Regions from separate parts of the Homo sapiens genome. Here region 1 is linked to region 2. Evidence: chromatin loops called from intact Hi-C (ENCODE). Cell type or tissue: PC-9. All regions are shown on one strand.

Region 1 (5,000 bases), 140 kb before region 2:
CATACATATACATATATACATTTATATTATATATATATATATGAAGGAAATTTTATCAGAATGGGAACAATGCAAACATTTCCAGAATATAATAGAATGTAAGCTCTGATATTGTGATACTAAAATGATGAGTTTGTAAGTTTGAATCTCCTGCTAGACTCTGAGCTCTTTGAGGGCATGGACTCTTGTTTTATCTTTGCATTTCTAATGCAAAGATAGGAGCTCAATGAATGTTGCAGAAATTAAAGGAAACAATACATTTGTTAAAAGTTTATTTTCATATTATAAAGGTACAGATTACAGGTCAACCAAGGATACATTTATTGAGTGAAAGGTCATAAACCATGCACATGTTCTCAAGAGATGTTTGTTGAGAAAATAAGTTAACAAATGAATGAATGAAGATTACATTTTAGCTGAGGATTTCAACATAACCTACTCCAAAAATTTTGCTGGAGGGGCTGTCTATGAAGAACAGATGTTAAGGACAAGATGGAAGAGTCCAGAGAAGAGAAGAGCTAAATTTTTGTCAGTGATGTGGGATGTGTTACAGTCTTGAAAGGCTACAGAGTTTAGATACTGCTATAAAAAGGGGAGGTATGGGCCAGGCATGGTGGCTCACACCTGTAATCCCAGCACTTTGGGAAGCTGAGGAGGATGGATCATGAGGTCAGGAGTTCGAGACCAGCCTGGCCAATATGGTGAAACACCATCTCTACTAAAAATACAAAAATTAGCTGGGTGTGGTGGCATGCGCCTGTAGTCCCAGCTACTTGGGAGGCTGAGGCAGAATTGCTTGAACCTGGGAGGTGGAGGTTCCAGTGAGCCAAGATCACGCCACTGCACTCCAGCCTGGGGACAGAGTGAGACTCTGTGTAAAAATAAATAAATAAATAAAAAGGAGAGGTATGAGCAAGTTCAGGGCTGAAAAAGGAAAGCAGATATACTTCATCTTAATAATTATCTGTTTCTCTGTACCTACAGCTTTGACTAGGAGTAGTACCATTCTAAGCATTTTATGTATATTGAATCATTTACTATTTACCACAACTATGTAAGGTGAATATGATTACACCTACTTTAACCTATCAGGAAACTGAGGCACATAGAAGTTATTCAGGGGTCATAGCTTATAGGTCATAAAGCCAAATAAATGCTTTTTTAACCGCAATGTTATGCTACCTCTGAACTAAATTTTGCATTGTAGAAAGAAGAAGGAAATAGAATTGCATACAACTGGTGGGCCCAAGTTAGGAATGGATTGAAAATTAGGCAGAGAAAATGGAACATGGTTGCTGAGGCACTATGAATCCATGATGCAATCTTCAGAACAGAGTGACCTGGTTAAACCTTGTTTGAGGAAGATAGCTGCAAAAATATTGAGGGTGGCTTTGAGGGGAGATACATGAATGGCAAGAATGCCAGCCAGGAAACAATACGGGCAGGAGGAGATTAGAGGTGACAGAATGGAGAGGAAATGTCTAATTTGAGGTCAACTTCAGAGGAAGAAATAATAGCAATTGTTGGCAGAGAAAAAAGATAACAAGCGATGTGCCGGGTAGAACCTCAAGGCAAGGTCTCTAGCCTGGCAGCTGAGCGGATGAGAAGTCCACTAAATTTCAGTGCACAATAGAAGCATTTTCTCTTTCTTCCCAGAAAGGGTTAGGGACATGAAGTGTAATAGAGAGAAATGTCTAACCTGCCTCTTGGTTATAATATCTATCACGCAATTCCATAGCTCCCATCTTGAGCATCTCAAGCTTGCAGCTGATCTATTTGAATTCGGGGCTACAGAGGCAAACTCTGAAGTGCTGACCTTCAAGAGGCTTTCCAAGGAAGGGGAGAGCTTTGACCACAACCTTTGATTTCAGATCATAGATTTATTTTTAATACATGGAAAGTGGAAATTCTAATCTTCTGAGTTGGAAGGTGACCCATACTTCCCTTTCTACTTAATCTTGTTTATCCCTTGCTCTGAGCTACTTCTTTCTTAATGCTTCCTGCTTTAGACTTACTTACAAAATATCACACTGATATATCCTGACCCTCATATGACTCATTCCACTCGAAAAACTGGTTCTGAGAAGTACATGTACTTTACAAGTTATTATGAACCGTAACAGATCCTAGGGGATTCAATTCTGCATTCACTTATGAGGTGAGTCTGCAAAGTTCAATGTGAAATCCTGGTAGGGATACAGAAAGAGCTCTAGCAGGGTTCTGTATTCCAGGAGCTGGCATTCTTGTGGGGCAGATAGAGACAGATAGAAGATGCTGCATACGCAAAAGAAACTGGACTGGCAGGAACTAACTGGGATAAGATCTCAGAGGAAGAACAAACGTGGGACCAGGAAGGGGCTCGGGGAAAATTTCAGAGAAGGGTCTAAGATGGAGCTGAAACCTAAAGAATGAACAAGCTTTGATTAGGCGGCATAAGCCTTCCCTGCTGGTGGAATAAAATAAAGTCCTGAGAGTGAATGCATTATGCTAAACATCTGGTGGCGAGGTCTAGCTGGGCCACAGAGTGCATCAGGAGTTGAGGTAGAAGCTAAGGCTAAGGACCTAGGCTAAGGCTTGGCCGTGGGGCATCCATGCCATGATAATATGTTTGGAATTTATCATGCCCATTTTCTGGAGCCATTCGAAGGAGTTTAAGGATGTGGGTTATGTGACCATGATTTGAGGAATAATCTTACTTGCAGAGCTAAGAGATTAGAGGCAACGAGACCAGTTAAAGGTCTGTCGCACTGAGCTTTGCAGTCTTCCTCTGAGAAGGATGGATGAAGGCCCAGGCAAAGAAGAGCAAGGCACAATGAGAAGGAGGGGAGGATCAGTGGGGGTCTTAGCACCACAGGAAAGAAGCAGGTTTACAAATCCTAAAATATTTCTATACCCCACTGCAAAGAAGAACAAGTATATCTCCAACCATGTACCTCCAAGTGATGGGAGAGACCTCTGCCCCTTTGCTTGGCTGAGACCCTGCCCAACTAGCAAAGTCGCTGCTTTGATCATGGCCACATAGGCTTTCAGAATTCTAAAGTTCTTTTCTTCTTCTTCAGGAAGCTGATGTAGTAAATTAAGAAACACAAATGTTCTTTAATTGCACCCAAAATAAATACACATGCAATCAACAATTGGAGAATGGAATTGTTTTTGCAAGCATACAGAAGCGTTTACCAAAATGGAAAATATGTTGTGCCAAAATATGCTTCAAAACATTGAAATCACCAAGATTATCTGATGTGGCCATGGTGGAATACAGCTAGAAATCAATAAAAATCTAACCAGGAAATTCCAAATACTGGGAATTAACTAATGACCTTGTAGGAAACTCATGAGTCAAAGAAGTCATCCCAAGGGGAATTATAAAATATTTTTTATTAAATGATAATGAAAATACAACATAATAAAACTTCAGGGGTGAAGTGAAAACTGTTCTTAGGATGTTTATAGCCTTAAATTTATATATTGCACACACATAACAAGGCAAAATCTTAAATAACCTCTGTAACTTGGAAACCCAAACTCATTAAATCTTAAGAAAAGAAATAATAGAGATAATAGAAAAATTATTAAAATGAAAACTATGCAAAAGAGATAGTAAATAAAAAAGTTAGTTTTCTCAATGTATTAATAAAATTGGCATGTCCCTGACAAGATTGAGGAGTAAGAGAGAGATAAAGAGAAGAAAAATATTACCAAAATTAGGAATGAAAAGAGAACATCATTGTGGACCTTACAGACATGGAAAATATTGCAAGAGATAATATATACAACCCTTATACCAAGAAGTTTAAACATTTGTAGAAAAAGGATAAATTTCTTGGGGAACACAGCCTACTAAAATGAAAATGAAAATAAACAGAAAATTTGAGAAGCCCTAAGTGTTACAAATAAATATACTACCTTGCATACACATACACACACACACACACACACACACACACACACACACACACACACACACATTAAAGCCATGATGCTTCACTGGTAAAATTTTCCAAACATTTGAGAAAGAAAAAAGACACTAATCTTACACAAAGTATCCTGAATAACAGAAATATAGGAAGTACTTACAACTTTTTGTGATATTAGAAAAGTCATAATACCAAAGTTGGATGAAGAGATTACAAAAAAGGAACATTATAGGCCATCTCTTTTATATAGATGTAAAATTCCTGAACAAAATATTCAAAAAACAAATCAGTCAATGTATGAAATGTATAATCCATCAAACTAAGTTGGGATTTATTCCTGAAGTGCAAGTTTGGTTTAGCATATGTAGTTGGTTGTATTTATTGTCTCTTGCAAAATCAGTAATTGTAATTCACTGCATTAAAAAAAAATCAGGTAATTTTAATATACAAAAATAAATTGCTTGATAAAATTCAACATGTATGTATGATGTAAAAGATAACTAGGAATAAAAGAAAACTTCCTTGATCTGATGAGGATGATCTATAGTAAAACCTACCGAAATTATCATTTTTTATTATAAATTACTTAAGTATTTACCTTGAGATCAGTCATGAGAAAAGAAGCCTGGCATCACCACTTCTACTGAATTGTTCTACTTGAGTTTCTAGACAGAACTTTAAGAAAAGAAAATGTGTGAGGATTAGACAAGAAATAAAACTGTATTTATGCACAGACAACACGACTAAACGTGTAGAAAATCAAACTACAGATAAACTACTAAAATGATGTGCCAATTCAGCAAGTCTACTTGTAACAAAGTTAACATACAAAAAACTATTGCATTTCTATAAAGCAGCAATAAACAAATAGGATAAGATATATAAAAGATATAAAATATACTAGCATCAAAAAGATATCAACAAGGAATTAATCTAACAAATGTAACCAACTTGAAAATTTTATAGACAAAAATTAGAGAATACATAAATAAGGAGATATTCTGGGTATATAACTGTATCTGTAGATATAACTGTATATTATATATCATATATATGTATATATAGCTGTATATTATATAATAT
Region 2 (5,000 bases):
AGAGCACACACGTCTTCTCTGATACACAGAAGTGAGATGGCTTTCTAAAGGTAGCTCACTGGCCAGAGTCTTTGAGTTATGAGAACAGCCCCAGAGATTTCTTTTAGAAAAACAGTCACCACTGGTGGCACATTTCAGTGACACAGAATGGGTTGCAAAACTTGCTTACTTGTGTGACATATTCAACCTGCTCAACAAACTCAATCTGTCACTTCAGGAGAGAATGACAACTGTGTTCGAGTCGGCAGATAAAGTGGCCGCATTTGAAGCCAAACTGGTATTACGGGGGTGATGAGTGAACACTGGGATTTCTGACATGTTTCAAACATTAGCAGAGATTTTGAAAGAGGCTGAGCCAGGGCCTTCTTTCCCCCAGCTGGTGCATGATCACCTACCTCAGCTTTCAAAAGAGCTTGAGCATTACTTGCCAACCACAAAAGACCCCGGAAGTGGGAAGGAATGGATCCACAACCCATTTGTGAGTAAGCCAGGTGAATCAACTTTGTTTGTGCTAGAAGAGGATCAACTGCTTGAGATTGCAAATGATGGTGGCCTTAAAAGTATGTCTGTGGCAACTTCAAATCTCCATACATTCTGGATTAAGGTCAAGGAGGAACATCTTGAGATTGCCACAAAAGCATTGAAAAGCCTGCTTCCATTTCCAACATCCTATCTTTCTGAAGCAGGGTTTCTGCAGCGACAGCAACCAAATCAAAAATACAGAGTAGACCAGACATAACCAACACAGTTGGGTGCCACCGTCTCCCATCACCCCCAGATGGGACCGTCTAGTTGCAGGAAAACAAGCTCAGGGCTCCCACTGATACTACATTATGGTGAGTTTATAATTATTTCATTATATACTACAACGTAATAATCATAGAAATAAAGTCCACAATAAAAGTAATGTGCTTGAAACATCTGGAAACCATCCCCCCACCTCAGTTTGTGGAAAAACTGTCTTCCATGAAATTGGTTCCTGTTGCCAAAAAGTCTGGGGACTGCTGCCTTCAGGTTACTATGGGTCAGAAGACCTTGCCATCTTTTGCCAAAGTTTGCCTTTCTGTTGTTTCCTAAAGCATAGGCAATAAATGTAATAACTTATGAATGGTATGTTTAACATGCTTTTGGTAATCTTGTCTTATGAAGAGAAATAAATGTGCTCCAAATTCTTCCACAAGCAAAAGAATCAGATCAGTAATTTCCTCTGGGAGTGAGAGGGGTGGACTTGGCTGGGAGAAGTGGGAGAGAACTGTCTGGGTCATAGTGCTAATGTTCTTATCTATTCTGGTAAAGGTTGGGTAACATAGATGTATTCATGGGTCAAAACTGATTTCAGAGTGTTGATTTACATTAAAACCTGTAAACAAAAACTGAACTCTAGTTAATGGTATGTATGTTGAAGTGTTAAGGGAAAGTGTAAAGAAATGCAAGATGAATGAACGGTTGGAGCTACAGATAGAAAGAAGGGTGATAAAGCGAGTATAGTCTAGTGTTGATGGTAGAATTAAACTTAAATGGTGTCCATACAGGTGTTGAATAAAACCCCCTTGACTTGCTGTCTGCATGATTTAAAAATTTTAAAACAAAATGTTGGAAAAAGTCATCTCACTTCATAACATCAGGTTATAAACTTCAATGCGAACTTCCTCTTAATGCAAAACCTTCTGCCCATTATAAAAAAAAATGTATATATTGCCTGAGACACAGCATTAAGTTAAATTTACAGAGAAAAGGAATATGTCAGTCTCCAAGAATCTTACGGGTGAGTGGAGACAAGATTTATATCTGTACACCTCCCTTTAAAAACAAACAGCAAAGTTTGTGTTTGCAACCTGTTACTGGAGTTTAAATTTTCCAACAGCCTCTTTCTCCTGAATGCTGAAATACCCTGGGGGGAAAAACCCAGGCAAGTTTGACTTAACCACTTAGAGAAAAGTCCACTTGGTGCAATAACTAGCCCCAGGGTTTATCAAGCAAATATCCCCACTCTGCCTGACTCATTCCAAGGTATTTGTTCAAGGCATCGTCCTGTGTAATGCAATTGGTCATATCACACGCTTCAGTACTTTTTTTTTTCTTTTTACCATGCATCCCTTTTCTTGTACACTGACCTACTGAGAGGCTCTTCCTGACAGATCAGCTATGAGACTGCACTGGTCTACATCCCTTCCACTCCGTCCTCTCTCATCATCTGCCTTGTTCCTGAGAAGATGTGTTTGATGAGTAATTCCAATACAGATCTTGCACTGTTGGCTGACTTCTCCAACTTGTTAATTAATTCATAAAATGGTTTTCTGTTAATTAAAGAGGAAAGGGCTCCATCTAGCTGTTTGGGAGACAGAAAATGCATCCCAGGATTGACAGCAGGAAGGGGCTATGTGAGTTACCCTGTTCCTCTTTTTTTAGATGACATCTGTGGAAAACAATAAACTTCACTTCCTTTCTTAAAACAGTGGGAAATGCAGACATCTGCTATTTGCAATAACTAAATCCTAACTCAAGATATTTTCGAGCAGAACTTGATAAATGTCCTGAACTTCTGCAATGCAACCCCAAATTTCAATCATATTTATTCTTTTTCTCTCCCCTTCATGTATTTTAAGGAGAGTATCTGGCATGCTCACCAAAATCTGCAAAGAAACACACATGCAAAGTTGGTAAATATTGTAGTTCAGTTATATGAATTCCCAGCAAGTGTGTAAGAAGAAAATCAACCCAATTTGCAAAAGGACCTCACAGAGCTGAGGCTGGGCTGAGCACTGTCACTTTCCGTAGCTTGCGAGGTCTCTGTGCCACTGTCAACCAGGTACAGTGTCCCTGTCAGCTGGCCCTAGAAGGCTGTGCATGGATAACCAGGCTTATTTGCCAAGGGACACCTTGGCATGGAACACAAAGGGCACATCACAGGATAACCTGCTGTAGCATGATTGGCTTCAGAGTAGCTCTGATATCAAACCGATAGTCAGGTGCTGGGGCAAAGAGCTGCGATTTCTCAAAGATTCCTGCAGTGAGCTCGGAGGCTGCATTGCAGGAAGAAATAACAGCCAAGGAGCCCTGGCTATGATGCTGCAGAGAGTCAGGAAAAACAGGGAACATTGACCTGGAACGTCCCAGTGAGCGTGGAATGTGTTGAGCATTGGATGCGAGGCCCCTGAGCTGTTGGAGGGTCTGGTGCTCTGTGTGTGCAGACGGCATGCAAGTGCAGGCACATGTTCTGTATGCCGTTTTGGGAGAGGCGGCAGAGGTGCTGCTCAGAAAAGGCTGTGTTCAAATAGGATTTGCAGAAGAGACGCCCAGGAATTGTAAGAATTCAGCAGACTCTCTCAGAGCTGCCCCCAGGCACTCGTTTCCAAAGAGCATGGAGCCCGAGGTTCTCTCCACCCTGCGACTGAGTTCGCTTTTTACCGGAGATAAAGGTCCAGGTAACATTAGGTCGCCTACCCTATAGATAACAAGCAGCCACTCAGGTTCATTTCAGTCACTTCTGTGTCCCCTACAAGATTCTCTCTACTGCCGCAGGCAGCGGGAAGCCGGAAAAGTAAGCCTGTGTCTCTGCAGGAGCCACCTAACTGCACCAGGACTCACGGAGAGGGAAATGAAATGACACCAACTCTGAGTGAATAGGAGTTCCGACGCAGGAGAACCAGTGTGAATGGAAGTAGGACGAGATAACATAAAATTAATTTCTTTCCATTGAAAAGTCATATGGAATTTTACCTTACTGAACCCATGATCTCAAGAAAATTTCCTGCTGTTTTCCTCTGAAATGCTTGTCAGATACTAATTCAACAGCACACGAGAGGATGACAGAGCAATCACCATCTTCAGCTTAGCTTCAGTGTCAAGACGTCGCATTGCTGTCGTGAGACAGCGCTGCTCAAGTTGAATTATTTGACATATGAAGAAACTGGAATCTATGAACTGACTGACTCACCCAGGTTTGCTGTTTGTGGCAAAAGTGCAGTTGCAGTCCTGGCATCTACACTCCTGTCTTGGTCTGAGGATCTTCTGAAGAGGGCCCAAGGCAGGGATTCAAAGGCCAGGAGTTTACTTGGAAGATCCTCCTGGAGAATAAGGACTAAACTAAGCAGGGAAGTAAAGGAAGCTGAAGAAGTGTGCATAACCAGGCGTGCTGCCACCGTGGGCAACTGGAGATTCATTCTGCTGGGACCCGTGTCAACTGGACAACTCAGAGTTGTCTCATCCAAGGGGTGAGGGAGAGGAGGCATTTATCTACCAACTCCTAACAGTTCTTGGTTTGGAGCTGAACTGGAGGTGAAGAGCCTCAGTATCTCCCACCTATTGTAGAAACAGCAAATCCCTAGGAACCAGGAGAAGCCCCCAGGCACAGAGATGCAGGTGCCAGCCATTGAAGTTATGTCGCATGTGCTAAAATAACAAAAGCCAAAGAAATGGGGCAGCTAAAACTCCTAACTCCAGTCTGTGTCTGCATTTTAATGGATCAGAAATGTACTATGGCCAGGTACAGTGGCTCACACCTGTAATCCCAGCTCTTTGGGAGGGCAAGGTGGGGGAAGATCACTTGAGGCCGGGAGTGCAAGAAATGTATTGTGGCTTACAACAAAATCTATCTCCTTTCTTTGTCCATACAGATTGAGAAAAGGGAAGACCATTTATTCCTCTAATCTACAACTCAGCTCTTTTTCCCCTCAAGTTTAGCTCTGATAGGCAGACTCTCAAAAATGTTACCCCTTAAAGAGAGGATGCTTACTACCCATGAAATTACCCAAATAATTCAGGAAAGTATGATCAGACAAGGAGAATGAAAATGACTTCAGTTCCAGTGTTGTTATAAAATGTTTTACGTCCAAATTCCTCAGATATGAGTCAGATTATGTGAGTACTGCAAGAAAAATATACATTTATGTCTTTTTCACAGCAAACTTCATGGCAATTAAGTCAAATAAACGCTTAAGGGATCTCAGTCCTGTTTTTTTTGTTGTTGTTATTGTTGGATATTGGAGGAGAAGGTGGAG

What was found. Hi-C counts contacts between places; a loop is a spot of excess contacts. Peaks named below come from ENCODE experiments on the same cell type or tissue, not always from the same donor. Only the 100,000 strongest peaks of a DNase experiment are listed, where the experiment ranks them.
Region 1: it touches region 2 in a loop (4-fold over the local background); 3 of 110 quality-filtered maps call a loop at or near these places.

The regions. Positions count from the first base shown.
Region 1 is chr13:109,860,816-109,865,815 of GRCh38, forward strand. No RefSeq gene overlaps it. Among named protein-coding and RNA genes, the nearest start is that of IRS2, 77 kb to the left of the region's middle. In PC-9, no CTCF peak of the experiment used is centred here; a DNase peak (open chromatin) is centred at 2,056; H3K4me3 peaks cover 417 bases; H3K27ac peaks cover 3,095 bases.
Region 2 is chr13:109,996,989-110,001,988 of GRCh38, forward strand. It overlaps a transcript of LINC03082 not described here. Among named protein-coding and RNA genes, the nearest start is that of LINC00396, 54 kb to the right of the region's middle. RefSeq lists an enhancer at 1,037-1,206. In PC-9, a CTCF peak has its summit at 2,314; DNase peaks (open chromatin) are centred at 373, 1,973 and 4,833; H3K4me3 peaks cover 391 bases; H3K27ac peaks cover 1,460 bases.